2 separate regions of the Mus musculus genome follow, and region 1 is linked to region 2. The links are chromatin loops, found by intact Hi-C in ENCODE. Cell type or tissue: left cerebral cortex. All regions are shown on one strand. Each heading gives the region's core, and the rest is flanking DNA. Links, peaks and the distances in the headings are about the cores only. Region 1 overlaps Map4k3 (mitogen-activated protein kinase kinase kinase kinase 3). Region 2 overlaps Map4k3 (mitogen-activated protein kinase kinase kinase kinase 3).

Region 1 (7,251 bases), core at 1,840-5,839, 65 kb after region 2:
AGCACTCTACAATTGAGCTACATGGCCGTGCTTTGCTTCCGGGTGTGATCCCTGGGAGCTCCTTTCTTATATTCTAAGTCTTCTTCTTTGACCTGCTTTGAATTATGTTTTAGTCTCTTTCCGTAAATGGTGTATGGGTGTAAGAGCTTTAGGACTTTGTATTTCTGGCTTCACATTTGACTGGGTTTAAAGCGCTAGGTTAGAATATTTGAGGCATTTGTCCGTGGGCTTCTGTGATGCCATGTGAAGCCATCATGATGTAATGTAGTGCACCCCTCCTCCCATGGTGACACCTCATATTTTCATATTCCGTGATGGTTCCTGGTGTTTCCATATCCTAGATATTGTGTTTGGTTTTGACCTTCATTCGTTCATGCTTGTCATTTGGTGTTTATTTCAGAGACGAACACCTTTCCCATTCTAGACGGTCCTCCTGGGAGGTATTTCTCTGGTGTTGACATGGTTGTCTCTCTGCTGCATTTCTTCCTGCTCTCTCTGGGATGTCTAAAGTCATGCCTCAGGCCACTTGAATCAACCCACAAGTTTTCTCTTTTTCTCCCACTTCATTTTTTTGGAAGTTTGTTTTTGTTTGTTTTTCTTTGAGGTTGGATTTCATTATGAAGATCTGGCTGTCCTGAAACTGACTGAAACCAGGCTGGCCTTGAACTCACAGAGATCTGCCTGCCTCAGCTTCCCAAGTATTGGGATAAAAGGCATGACCCACTCCAAACTAACTCTCCCACTTAAAGAAAATATGCTATGTTCAAGATTAAGGTGAATCTCTGCGAGTCCAAGGCTAGCCTGGTGGTCTGTCTACAGAGCAAATTGCAGGTCTGCCAGTGTTTCAGAGTTGAGAGAGACAAAAAAAAAAAACCCTCATGTTTCTGTGGGAATTTCTCAGCATTTTAGGTTCATACTTGCACGATGGAGGCTTCCATCGAAAGTTTAAAAATCATTGTATGTTAGTTCATACCAAAGAGCAAGATGCTATAAGCCAGTTCTAGAACTGGGGATGGTATATATCCCTACAGTCCCAGTTTGGGGGAGACTGAGGCAGGAGACTCATTGGAGCCTGAGAGGTTGAGGACAGCCTGGAGCGAATTGAGCCTGTCTCAGAATATGAAAGCAAAGCAGACTCACATCACAGTGTACGGTAAAGGCGAGGTATGGGCCTGGTGGTTAATGTTCCCAAAGTGGACAGGCAGTGTTCTGTTCACAGACCTGCACAATTCCTGAGTGATCCCGTCATATTCCTACTTGTGCTGTGCATACAAGGACTGATTTCTGGGGCTCAGACGGTGACAGCAGGAGTCTGGGATTAATTATTGACACTTCAATGCCTTTCCTATCCTCAGCCAGCCTCAACCTGATTTTGTTAGTTTGTAACTCTACAGCATGTGGGTGGAGTCTCTGAGGCTAATCAGCTGTGAGTTCTCATCGTCTGCCTCCTTGGATTCCCTCATCTTGCTGTGTGATTTCATACTCCCTTTTAGTCTCTGTATCTCTAGGTAAGGTGTGTCTCCTAGGACCTCAAAGGGTATGTGTGTATGTTTCTCCTTATTCTGCTTTTCACTTATGGTTTGCTCTTAGAGAAGGAAGAGCTAGGATTTGAAGACAATGCATTACTCTTTCCAAGTACTCTCTGTCCAGTGTGTCTTTAAGCATCTAGAAGAACACCCACGTCTCAGGAGTCTCACCTGATTCTGTGCACATGCCTGGCTACTGTTTGCGCATGAGGACTGATCTTTCCATTCGGCTGTAAAGTGGTGAATACCTTAGAGCTTGTGGAGCTGTGCTTAGGCGAGGTTGGGTAACAGTCCTTCTCTGTCTCTGTCTAGCACAATGCCTTTCCCACCTTTATCTAAGAATACAGAATCTCCCTTGCAAAGTGATTAAGAATTAGTCAGGAAAGCCTGCTGAGGCAGGAGAACTGAGAGTTAGTGGTAAGTGTGCCCTTGGACATCTCCTGTGTGGTGGTGGAGCTGGCCCTTACTCAGCAGCCTTTGGTGGAGGGCCAAGGCCTTCCCTCCCTTTGAGCTGGTCACACTTTCCAGTGTACAGTTCTGTGATGGATGAACATCAAGATAAAACAGACCGCCGCCATCGGGAACATTTTCTGTTCCCGCCCTCCCTCTGGGGACTCCTGTGGCTCTGCTGCCCCTTCCCCAGACGTCCTGGTCCTGCGTATGGGGTCCCAGCTTGTGGAGCTGTCACAGTTCTTTGTGACACTTGTGCTCTTGCCTTTGTTGAAGGCATTTGGTTGTCTTTATAAACTTGTCTTGAACAGTTTTCTAAAACTCACTTTCATTTTGGTCATAGCTTAGTCTTCTTACCTTTGTAATAAGGGTGTTCGTTGGATTCATTGTGTGTGTGTGTGTGTGTGTGTGTGTGTGTGTGTGTGTGTGTGTGTGTGCACGTGCCCGCGCAGTAGCCAGCACACCTGACACATGGCTCGTAGGTGAGCGGGCACAGGTGACTTAGTGGAAGGAGAAGCACCACCCGCACTTTGGCTGCTGTGACACTGGCTGGCAGGCTGTGCTGGGAGAGGGCTGTGCTCTCTGAGGTCAGGGGCTGAGTGCTGCCCGCCCTCTAGGCTCCCCTCTCCTGTAGCCATGGTCAAGCTGCCTGTAGTTAAGCCCCAGCACTCTTTACATTACTGTCCTTGCCATGATTTGAATTTCCAGGAGGGAGATTTTGAGATCAAATTGCTTTTAAGAGCAAGTGTTTTGAAAGTTGCCGGTTTTTTAGTTTTATTGTAACTGAGCCGACTCCCCTGCGGTCGTGCGTGTGTAAGGCGTCCACTCGATGCTCTTTGGAACTGGAAGAGTTCCATGTTTATCTCAGTTGTTTCCAAAACTGGTTTGGGATTTCAAAGTTTGTGTATTTGAAAACTGATCATTTAAACAAGTCATTAGACTTAAACAGTAGCAAAGTTAAAAGGAATTAAAACGTTATCAAATTTGTAATTTCTCTCTGAACAAAATATTTTTAAAAAGAGGCACGCGTTTTGATAACTTTTCCATTATTGTAATGTAAACTTTTTAATTAAAAGCATTCAAAAGCTTATAGTAAATATAAACTAAATGCAAAATGTGAAAATTCTTGGTGCCCCAAGAAATGGTGACTGAGAGCAGTGGCTAGGCTGCAGGGTAGAGCTATAGGCATCGGATGAAACAGTTACGACCATTGGTTACAAAGGTTCTCTCCTTTATGGAATTTTGGGGAAGTCTTCCAGATGAGAACAACTCTGGGTCAGACACTGTCATCCTGGTAACTTTTCATAAACTTTGTAGTGTAGCCAACTGATGAAGCCGTCACTGGGGAGGCTGAGGCGTCTTCCAGGAGACATCAAGAATTTGAGGAAAGTGGGTCTGTTAAATATGGTAGATCTATTTTCAGACATCAAAGGACTAAACAGAATTCAATGTAGCTGTTAGTGAGTCTGTGCCTCTGGTAAGGTGCGCACAGGAAAGCACACTAAACACGAGGTTTGTGTGTCCTGGCTTATTTCCTGCAGGATGGCCCCAGAAGTCGCGGCTGTTGAGAGGAAAGGCGGGTACAATCAACTGTGTGACCTCTGGGCGGTGGGCATCACTGCCATCGAGCTGGCGGAGCTCCAGCCACCCATGTTTGACCTTCACCCGATGAGGTCAGTGTGCCTACGGCAAGCCCACGCTGACTAAAGCTTATTTAGTGTGTGGTGGGTCGGCTTTACCCTTGCTGGGAGTCTATAGGAATGTGTTCCTTCCTGTCCTGAGAATGAATGGGAGGTGTTAACTCTGTGCAAAACGTTTTATGTGTTTTTCAGGGCATTGTTTCTAATGACAAAAAGCAATTTCCAGCCTCCTAAACTAAAAGATAAGTTGAAGTGGTAAGTAACTGTTTATTGACTTTCATAGCAATGTGAGCAAAACGGAAGTTAAAATGCAGGAGTTTAATTTCATCCTTTCTTAGGTCAAATAGTTTCCATCATTTTGTGAAGATGGCTCTTACCAAAAATCCAAAGAAAAGACCCAATGCAGAAAAGCTGTTACAGGTATTGTTTTACCCTGAAACATTCATTTTCTTTCACAAGGTCAGATGTTTAACCAATGTCTAAAGTGTTCTGTGTGTTTTCTAGCATCCCTTTGTCACACAGCCTCTGACACGGTCTTTGGCAATCGAGTTGCTGGACAAAGTGAATAATCCAGACCATTCCACATACCACGATTTTGATGATGATGACCCAGAGGTAGGAATTGTTTTCACTAACTAGTACACGTAACTCTGTGTGTGTGTGCGTGTGTGTGCGTGTGTGTGTGTGTGTGAGTGTGTGTGAGAATAAAAGAATCATCTTTTTGATCTAGCTTAAACAAACTATTATTTTGTGAGGGTGACCAATTCTTCGTCCTGGGAAGTCATATTGGTCACTTGATGACATTTGTGGAAGAAGGCAAAGGCAAGCTGATTTAATACATATAAAGTCACTAGTTAGTTCAGAGTGGCCATGTAGGCATTTAATACATATAAAGTCACTAGTCACTTCAGAGTGGCCATGTAGGCATTTAATACATATAAAGTCACTAGTTAGTTCAGAGTGGTCATGTAGGCATTTAATACATATAAAGTCACTAGTCACTTCAGAGTGGCCATGTAGGCATTTAATGCATATAAAGTCACTAGTCACTTCAGAGTGGCCATGTAGGCTGCTTAGTCATCAGATGAGAAGCAACGCATGCCCTAGCCTTCCTGAAAGAACCCGTGTACCAGACTTCATAAGATACTGGGAGTTGGCTAAGATAGAATTGATGTGTTAGCAACTAAAACCATGATTCTCTCCTGTGGAAATAAAAACAAGCCAGCATGTATGCAGATATAAAGTTACCCTGACATGACAGGAACACTGGTATTAGTGGAAACCCATCTCTGTCAGCTTAAGAAAGCTGTGTGCCTGATCCCAACTCAGTATATGTGGCACAGCCAAGTTCTCTTCCTGCCTTCAGTCTGACTGCAAGGAACTCACAATGGTGAGTTGTGACTTGAAAGGCCATGGAAGGAAAAGAATTCTCTAAACAGGTAGATGTCAGATTGTCCTCGGGGACAGCCTTTGTCAATTCACCCTTGTCCTAGGTCACCATGTTCATACACTAATAATAGGCTCTCTCTTCTTAATAAGTTTTGAAAGGGAGTTGGAAGTATGAAAGTTAAGTGTGAAGTATATTTGATCTAATACTTGGGAGAAAATTGGTTTCAGTTATTTTGTGTAATTTTAGGAAACTTGGCTTTATACATTTAATTAGTCCTACATATGCAGGGTAGAGAGGCTGTAGCCTCTAGGCCAGGGTTGGGTACATGCTTGTAATCCCAGCACTTGGGGCTTGGAGGTGCTGAAGAGGAAGACTGTAAGTTCAAGGACCCTAGACCATGTAAGCTGAAATCCCGCAGTCTTAATAATCATGGGAATACTTGAGTTTTCCATGAGATTTTAAATTTTTGTCAAAACATTAACTCTTAGTATCAATTATATATATATATATATATATATATATATATATATATATATATATATATATATGGAAATAGATAATATTATGTAGTATTTAAGAATAATAGGAAGTAAAGCTAGTATTTGTGTATTTTATTTTCATTTTGAAAAATAATGTAGACCACTCAGCATCCAGCAGTCTGCTGAGCAGTAGCTACCCAGTCTCACCTTGTCCTGTGACTTCATGACACAGAGCAACAATGCTTTGATGCCATAGTCCTTTCTGCGTCTCCTTTCTAGTCACAGTCATGTTGGGATCCTGTGGTTTATATAGCAGTTGGTGAGCTGAAAATTAGGGATGGGGTTGTTCTTTGTGCAGTTACAGCTAGCATACTGTAGGAACCAAAGTCTGAGCCACATTGTAAGGAGCTGGTATCATTAAGAGCACGGTCACTGGGAAGTCATGCATGCCAACCCTGCAGGGCAAGGACCATTGCTTACTGCAGTGCAGGGCATTTGTATTAATGTCCTAGCTCAGCCTACTTGTAACTCAGCATGTCTGTTTTGAACTGTGTCCAAAGGCACAGGCACTATGCAGGAGGAATATTCTAAGTGTACCATGCAGCAGCAAAGGTGGGGGGTGTGGCACTTCACTTCATGATATAGATGTTTTCTGCAGCCGTGCATAGACCTCTTTAATTGAGACAAGTCTCCACGTATGTTCCAGGCTGCCTTGATCTCCCAGGCAAGCCTCAAGCCTGCAGTCCTTCTGCTTTGGCCTCCTGAACAACTGGGATGACAAGGCTGTGCCACCAGCCTCGACTCGGATCCTATTTAGTTTGCCTTACTGAGTCCAATAAGAACTTGAGCTTAGTGTTAATGAATTACATTTTCTTCTAAGAGCTGTCTCCAGCAGTGAGAGCCTCAAGGGGAGCCTTTCCCGTACAGGAAACTTGCTAGGCGTTGTTATCACCTGAGATGGATGCTACATCCTCTTCAGGTGGAGGATGGAGCTGCTGAGGGTTTCAAACATGGTCTCGTGAACCCCTCCGTTTGTGAGACCCCCGTGATTTCTGTAAGTGCAGGGGCTTATCCCTAGGATGCTTTTCTTAGGGGCAGTGGCTTAGGTTACCCTCAGTCCTTAGCTTGGTCTCAGTTCTAACAGAAGGGAAGAACAGAGGAAAACTGAGTCAAAGGGAGGAAATATGTCTCCTGACAAACAGATTGTCACGCTGCTTCAGCATCACTTCCTGCGTTGCTCTCTTGCTCACTTGGTGGAAACGGCTGCAGCAGATTTTCTTTAATCACAGGTTTCCCCTCCACCACAGAGAAAGCTGGTCGCAGCCTTTAAACAACCATTGGATTATGGAACTGTTCAGTTTTGAATGTTAGTTTATGTTTGGCCCAGTGAACATTATTGGGAAGCTACTATGGATGACATACATTCCCTAGTCTTTAAAAGGTCTGTCTGAGGAGTAAGAAAAGAGAGCAGCCAACTCTCTATTAAGGAAACCAGAAACAGTCTATTAGAGACCTCAGAGACATTTCCTGTGAGAGACCTCAGAGATGGTGTTTCAGAAAAACTGACACTGTTGGGCACAGTGTGATTTGAGGGAGGCGTAGGAAAGGAACCTAAGATTAAAAACCTCAGGACCTGGGGTTGGGATTTAGCTCAGTGGTAGAGTGCTTGCCCAGCAAGCACAAGGCCCTGGGTTTGGTCCTCAGTTCTGAAGACAAAATAACAAAAAAAGCCTCAGGACCATTCTTCTAATGATGTGTATGTATGC
Region 2 (7,251 bases), core at 2,049-6,048:
CAGACTGTCCCTATCTTACAGAATAGTTTCACTGTCCTAAAAGTGACCAACTCATGGATTAATTTTGCCCTCCCCTCCCTCACAATCCAGTTCCTGGTCTGTATACAGGTATACAAACACACATGTGTATGTTCTATATTAAGCATTTTTTTGTATATACATTTTCCCTTCCAAAATGTCATAGAACTAGAATTATCTAACATGTGGCTTCTAGACTGGCTTCTCTCACTTAGCTATGTGACTTGGATTCATCCTTGTCCTTTTGTGACATGATAACTTATTTCTTATATTGATGATTAATAGTCCCATTCAACCTGGGTGATTTACTCTTTCACCTATTTGAAAACTACTTTAGTGGTCTCCAAGCTTTTGCATTGTAAGTAGAAATGCAATGAATAATCATATACAGGTTCTTACACAAAACTTTCATCATGCTTGAGTAACTAGCAAGGATCCAACTATGGCTGGATTGTGTGGTAAGCCTGTCCTTAGCTTTGTAAGGAGCTGCAGTATCTTCCAGAGGGGCTGTATGCATTCCCACCAGCAGTGACTGAGAGGTCCGGTTGCTCCACATCTTCGTCAGTAGTTGGTGTTTCCCGGGTCTTGGATTTGGGCCACTCTATGGTATGCATGCTGATACCATTTTAATGTGCACATCCTAACAATATGAAGTATTGAACATAATTTCTACTGTATGTTTTGTTATAGCTGTGTCTTTTCTGGTAAGATACCCTATCTAAAGTTTTTTAGAAATTTAACTGTGAGCCAGGCATGGACTTAAGTCTACATTTTAAGATTATATCATTATCTTAGCACTCAGTAGATTGAATGAAGCAGGAAGATTTCAACTTGCAGGCCAGTTTGGGCTTATATAGCAAAACCCCATTTCAAATAAACAATAAAAAATTGGATTGCTTGCTTTTGCTTTGCTGTTGTTAATTTTAAGAGTTTAATTTTGGGTCCATGTCTGTTACTAAGTAGTATTTGCAAAGGTCTCCCCCTTTGTCTTGTCTTTTCATTCTCGTAATGTCTATGTCAGACCTGGATTTTCTAGTATGTTATCTCTGTAGCTTTGCATTTTTATCTCTGTAATTTACTTTGAATGGATTTTTGTCAGAGGTATAAGATCTGGGTGTGCATTGGTGGGTGGGCATGGTGTGAGAGTTCTAGGTCCAGAACCATTTGATGCAAAGACTTTCTTTGTGTAGCTTTTGTTCCTTTGTGAAGGCCAGCTGGCTGTATTGGTGTGGATCTATTTCTGGGTACGTATATTAGTGTGCAACCCTGTAACAAATACCAGTGACAAAGTAGCCATGCTTTGATTGAATTGATTGAATGGCTTAAACAACAGAAAATTATTTCTGGCCAGAATTCCAGAGATGACCTCTTCATAGGGTGGTTTCTTGTGTGGAGTCTTTTGCAGGCGTACAGAAGGTCCTTCTCCTGGTGTCGTTGTGTGGCAAAGGGGCAGTGGTGTGGAGTTAGATGTAGCTGACTGAGGAGGTAATGACTGGGAGAAGCCCTTGAGTTTAGTCGCTACTGCCGCCTGTGGAGTCATTTTCTTGGACTGGTTAGCAATGAATAATCATTTGATGGTGAGAGGAGGAGGTGACACCTTCTGTAGTTGATTGCCAAGGAGTTTGGCCCTGCTGTTTCCTTCCAGTTCCAAGTTATTTTGTCTCTCTGTTGGTCCCTAAGGTTTTTGTTCAACAATTGGTTGACCCCAGCTAGATCCCAAGGAGGCCAGGTAAAAGCAGTTATAGGACTTACTCATTTAATCACAGCATTTAGGTAATAGGGAACATTTTTTGAATAAATATTACATTATGTGACTCTCAGTAAACATAAACAATTCTTACAGTCCATGACCATATAAGAAAGACTCTTTAGGGGAGAGAGGTGGAAGTTGTTTTTTAAAGTATGGTTTAGAGTTAGTGGGTAAGTAGAAGAACGTTGTATTAGAGGTAAGTCTTGCAGGGGAGGGCCTTATGAACTGTGAGCAAGAAGGGCTTGCGCTGGTTGGTACTGGTCAGAGCGTTTTGCGGGGAGTGGATGTGAAGGGCTTGTTTGAGTATTGGTCAAACTAAAAGAAATTATTTGTTTTAGAGAATGGTGACATAAACTGAATATTAATAAGGAAAGTCATAGCAAATACATGCACTGAAAACTGTGTGTCGGGTGTGGCTTCATAGGTGTTCTTGCTCTAATGTGCCCCTTAAAGCTAGGGAAGGTGAAGTCGTCGGTGACTAGAGGTCAGGTAGGCGTAAGGTCTCAGTGAGAGCAGAGGTTGAGCTCCGAGTGAACTTCAGGTCCTCTTTGCTGCAGATCTTAGGTTTTCTTGTGTTGAGCTAGACCAGAATACAGCTTGCCATATAGTTTGCAGAGTGTAAATTAGACATGATAAAGAAAAGGACCATTGAAGATGTTCCAACAGAATTGAAGGGAGAGAGCTACTGATAGGCAGGGCCTGTTTATTTCTTAGCTCCTTGGGAGAATGGGTATAGGTGGTGGCCTCTAGTCTTTCAGATAAATTCCATGTTTCCTGGAATGTGGCACAGCAGGTCAAGCGTTAGATCAATGACAGAGCATTGTTGTCTGATTGAGGCCCTAAGGACCTGGATGGAGAGAGAAACTAAATGAAGCAAGATGTGGAGTTAGACCTCCATAGATTGAGGTATGTCTCTGGTAGAAAGCTGCCCTCTTGGGCCATTTCTCAGGAAGTGCTGTGTGGAGTTGGAAGAGTGGTGAGATGACAGCAGAAAAGACACAGCAAGGGAGGGAAGACACATCTTTGGCCTAAGTTGTCAAGCCGTGGGTCTTTCCTAACCTTTTTATTTTGAGCGTCCAAAGGAATTTATGACTCATGGATTAAGGTGCCCGTTGCAGTTTTATGTTTGTACCCTGTGCTGTGGGTACACCTGTTTGTGGAAGTTGTAGTGCTGGGTTTGCTATTGCAGGTCACTGTTTCCTGATGAAACAGGGAAGAGAGCGCTGCATATCCAAGGGAAGTGAGTGAGTACAGATAGTGTATCCATCTCAGTGCCTGAGGACTGGGTGCATGTTGTAGAAGGCTGCCCCTTGAGCATAGCAGCCAGGAAGCTCTGGCTCCTTAGGAAGAAGCTGGGACTGCTTGGGAGTAACCATGGAGCTTGGGCCTGTCGACTTCCCCTCATGAAAAGAGCCGGGCGGGCGTACCTGAGGCCTCAGCTACCCCACACTGCACGCCTCCTGCAGCAGCCGTGTGTGTCTCTGCCTGAATTGCTCAGAGCATAGAGTCAGACAGAGCCAGAGTCCGTAGAGGGGAGCTGAGGAGGAGGCTCCATCTGCTCGGCTCCTGCAGTCCATGCTGCGCTGAGGCTTTGCTGACCACCCACACTGCTGTAAATGAGTTAGCCCAGGAAACTCGCTGGCTTGCAGAGCTGGGCTGGGCTTGGTGCTCCTTTAGGTCTCCTGTCTGTCTCCTCTCTCCCTTACTCCTGAGAGGCAGTTAAAGTGTGGGCAGCGCAGACCCCAGTATTACGATGCTCTCTCCCCTCTCTGCTCCTTGGGGTGTTGGTTTGTTTGCTCGTTTTTTGTCCCTCACCCCCATCCCAGTCCTCTGGTCCTCCCACTGCTGAGAACCGAGCAAGAGCGGAAGGCCTGCGGCAGAGCTGTGCTGGCTTTCCAGGCTGGCAGCGCTGTCATTTCTCTTCCCCAGCGCTCTGCCGATTCTGAGGACTGCGGCTCTGGTTAGTGCTGGCACGGAGCCCGCATGCCAGGAATCCGGGAATCATGGAACATGCTTTGATTTTGGATGCAAAGATTTTTTTTTCTTCTTCTTCCAGTAAAACTGTGGCTACAGGAGGTTTGACAATCTCTTTTCTTCTCCCAAAACCCAAAATTGGATGTTTCTGTAAATTGCTGGGCAGGGCTGCTATTTTTGCTTTTTGTTTTATTGTTTGTGTTGAGTTTCTTAAACACTTTCTGTCATATTATGAGGCAATACTTGAATCAAACTTAGGAAATATTTCCATAACAATTTACATTGTTTTTATGAAAAGTGATATAAAAGACCCTTTAGGCAATGTTTTTTTATGAATAAAGTTTTGCCACTTTTGGCAGGCTTTGGGGCAGTATCAGGGAAGTAACGTTTCACTTCCTGGAGTAAAGATGTATAATTTTTGCAACATTCTCTGCAAAAACTATGCATTTCAGGCACTGTACTTGACCCCAAGGTCTAGCTAGGCCCCTGGTCTACTGTACCCTGAGCCTCAGAACTCAGGGAAGACTTCGGTGTTTATCTGGCTAAGATTTAAAACATTAAAATTTTAAATAGTTTAATTAGGATTAAGACAAGAGATTTTTTTTAAAATCTCTTTTGAATTGTACAGATTGAGTCGCACATAAGAGATGCTCACTTTATCCCGTGCTCCCTCTCCGGATTCTTCTTTTGTCAAGTTCCCATAATACATTCCTTACAACCAAGTCCTCACGCTGCTCCACTGCTCCTCACTGTTGCCCTGCCCGTGCCTCTCTGCCGTGCTAGGGTCCCATCTCCGGTACCGATACAGTTCACTAGCAGGTTTGGTTACATGGACTGCTCTGGCCTGTAACAGTTTTGCAGACTTTTTCTTTGTGTTTTAATGACCTTGAAGGTGGCAGGTTAGATGGAAGTCATGGAGCTAGGGTGCCCGCCCGCCTGCGTGGTCAGCAGGGGCTTGTCACTCACAGTGTTTACATTTGTCACCTGGCACCCAGTGTTTGCCCAGCCTGTGCATAGCTCTTCATAGCTGTGATTCCAAGGGCGTGCCTTTCACACCCCTTGGAAGAAAGTCTCATACTGGGGATGGGCAGTTAGGCTTCAGCCACCACTTTTAAGCCAGGTGTAACTATGTATAGCTGTGCCTTTGCCCTGTTAACTGTATTTGTTGTTGATGCTGGGGCTGTGCCTCAGATGTCACCTATGCTAAATACATATTCTTGCTGTGCTATTTAGTCCCCAGTTTGCTTATTCAATTTCTTTATGAGTGTGGATTGATGGCTACAGTGCACAGCTACATACTTCATTGGAATTTAACTGCATCTGTTTGTTCTGTGTCTTTTTATACATCCACACCATATTGTTTTTAACACATTCTGGCATTTTATTTTTTAATATTTTTGGGCATGACAACATACTTAGGCTCATCTGTAAATGCTTTGCTGTGGCCTAGAATCAGGCGTTTCTCAATAAGCCATGGTTCTTCTTACTGGTATCAGACAACCAAGGTATAGAGTGCTTGCCTTCCTTTCATGACGCCCAGGTCTCACTCTCCTGCGTTACCCCTCCACAAAACAAGCAAAACAAAAAACCTTGAAAATTGTGCTCTGGGTCTGTTCCTTGCTGTTGGACTGCCTTGCTTCTAGGTGCTCTCTCTCAGCTGGTGTGTGTGTGTGTGTGTGTGTGTGTGTGTGTGTGTGAAGTGTCTGAGCCATGTAAATACAGGTACCTGTAAACTTTTTGGTTTTTTGAGACAAGGTCTTGCTATGTACACAAGACTGGCTTTGAAATTACAGAGCTCTGCCTGCCTCTGCCTCCTGAGTGCTGGATTCAAAGGTGTGCTCTACCATGTCCAGCTATATAAATAGTTCTGTATCCATCTCTGTGCATTTTAGCCTAACTGAATTCATAATAGTCTCTTTATTCTAGTACGTGATGGTTCCTGCCAGCCTTCCCTTTGCTATCTGTCACCCCCATCTTCAGTAGGGAGAAACCTGGCTCCCATATTTGTTCAGTTCCAGTATACATATTCTATATATAATATACAGTTTCCATATAGTAACCAATTTTAGTGTTAATGCATTGCTGTGAAGTGAGTACTTCATTCTAACTTACAGATAGAGGGATTTGTGGGGAATGTAAGTGACTTCCCAAGGCCCCACAGTCAGTAAGGAAGTACACTAGAGTTGAGCCCAGACAGACAGCCAGACTGACAGGAGCGGGTGTGTAGACCGTGGACCTCCGCAACCTGCACTGTTGCTTCTTGTATATATTTTTTAAAAGGTTTTTGTTTTTCTAAGGAATTGGGGGTTTGGAAACAATCTAGACAATTTAAGATCCCCCCAGGAAGTGAGGCGGAATGGCAGTTAGGAAAGGTAGGCAGACAGAAGAAAACTTTTTTGAAGAGAGACAAAGTGAGATTGTACTTGCAAGAACAGGAGTTTATGCTTTTGAAAATGTTCTGGAGTAAAAATATAGCCAGTGTTTCTTTTTCTCTCTCTCTCTGAAGCGTTCCATGCTGATTGCCAGATCACTGCTTCTTTCTGGTGGAAGCATGTGGCTGGCACCCTCCTCACAGATGCCTCTTCACAGAGGGAAAGGAGGAGGTCAGCACTGCAGTTAGCAAAGGCGTTGGTTGGGTTGGCGGCTGGTCAAAACCAACTTGTTTGAAGGGATTTCGTTATTAATGTACAAGAGCCATCTTATCTATATTCTGTGTACTTGTTTAGTGTTTAGTTTTATTAGCTTTTATATAGAAGACCTTAGTCACTCTGGAGTTTGCTTTCAAACTCTGGAGTTTTGCCCCCTCCCTTCACCCCTGTAGCATCTGACTTAGATTTAATAGTTTTGTTGAGGAGACAGCTCCTAAAGCCTGTTACCCAATGAGTGTAATTCAGGGTTGCATTTAAAGACCAAGTGCTGTTCATCTGTAATTCTATTTTTATATTAACTCCTCCTAATTAACACCAACAGTGATCATCGTGTCTGATAGTTATGTCTGGGGTGATGGCTCAGGGGTAGAACGCCTGATTGTGCAAATTCCTAGGTCCTTACTCTGAACAGAAACTTAAGAGGGAGGGAGAGGAAAAAGGAGGGCAGGAGGGAAGAAAAGCAAGGAGGAGGAGAAGGGGGGAGTGACTGGACTGTGGCTCTGTTGGGTCCCCCGTGGAAGGATGCACACAGTGGAAGGAAGGGAGGATGCACATAGTGGAAGGGAGGATACACACAGCTGCCTCCATCTCACCACCGTTCCCTTTTCCTTCCTCCTCTTGCCGGCTGCTTTTCTCCCACTGACTTTGTAGCAGCTCTACTCTCATAGCCTGCTTCCACTAAGTCAAAATTAAATAGAAGCAAGACGTTGCGAATCACCTTGTCAGCAAATAGATGAAAGTTCCTTTTCTGTACTGCGTGTGGAGGGGGTTAGACTTCTTCTATTGCTTCAGTTTTGAAGAAAGCTGACCATACATCCTGATTTTTGTCCACTGTTCTACTGTGAGCAAGTGGCCTATTCT

The links. A loop is a pair of places that touch in the nucleus more often than their neighbours do. Peaks named below come from ENCODE experiments on the same cell type or tissue, not always from the same donor. Only the 100,000 strongest peaks of a DNase experiment are listed, where the experiment ranks them.
Region 1: it touches region 2 in a loop (1.9-fold over the local background); 1 of 42 quality-filtered maps calls a loop at or near these places.

Annotation. Positions count from the first base shown.
Region 1 is chr17:80,641,112-80,648,362 of GRCm38, reverse strand. Map4k3 (mitogen-activated protein kinase kinase kinase kinase 3) reads left to right here. Exons shown (of 34, transcript NM_001290345.1): 9 at 3,518-3,649; 10 at 3,809-3,871; 11 at 3,955-4,036; 12 at 4,121-4,231. Among named protein-coding and RNA genes, the nearest start is that of Cdkl4, 67 kb to the right of the region's middle. In left cerebral cortex, for the core only: no CTCF peak of the experiment used is centred there; a DNase peak (open chromatin) is centred at 3,534; H3K27ac peaks cover 549 bases.
Region 2 is chr17:80,706,480-80,713,730 of GRCm38, reverse strand. All of the region lies in intron 1 of Map4k3 (mitogen-activated protein kinase kinase kinase kinase 3), which reads left to right. Among named protein-coding and RNA genes, the nearest start is that of Map4k3, 18 kb to the left of the region's middle. In left cerebral cortex, for the core only: no CTCF peak of the experiment used is centred there; DNase peaks (open chromatin) are centred at 3,311, 3,642 and 6,001; H3K4me3 peaks cover 581 bases; H3K27ac peaks cover 3,038 bases.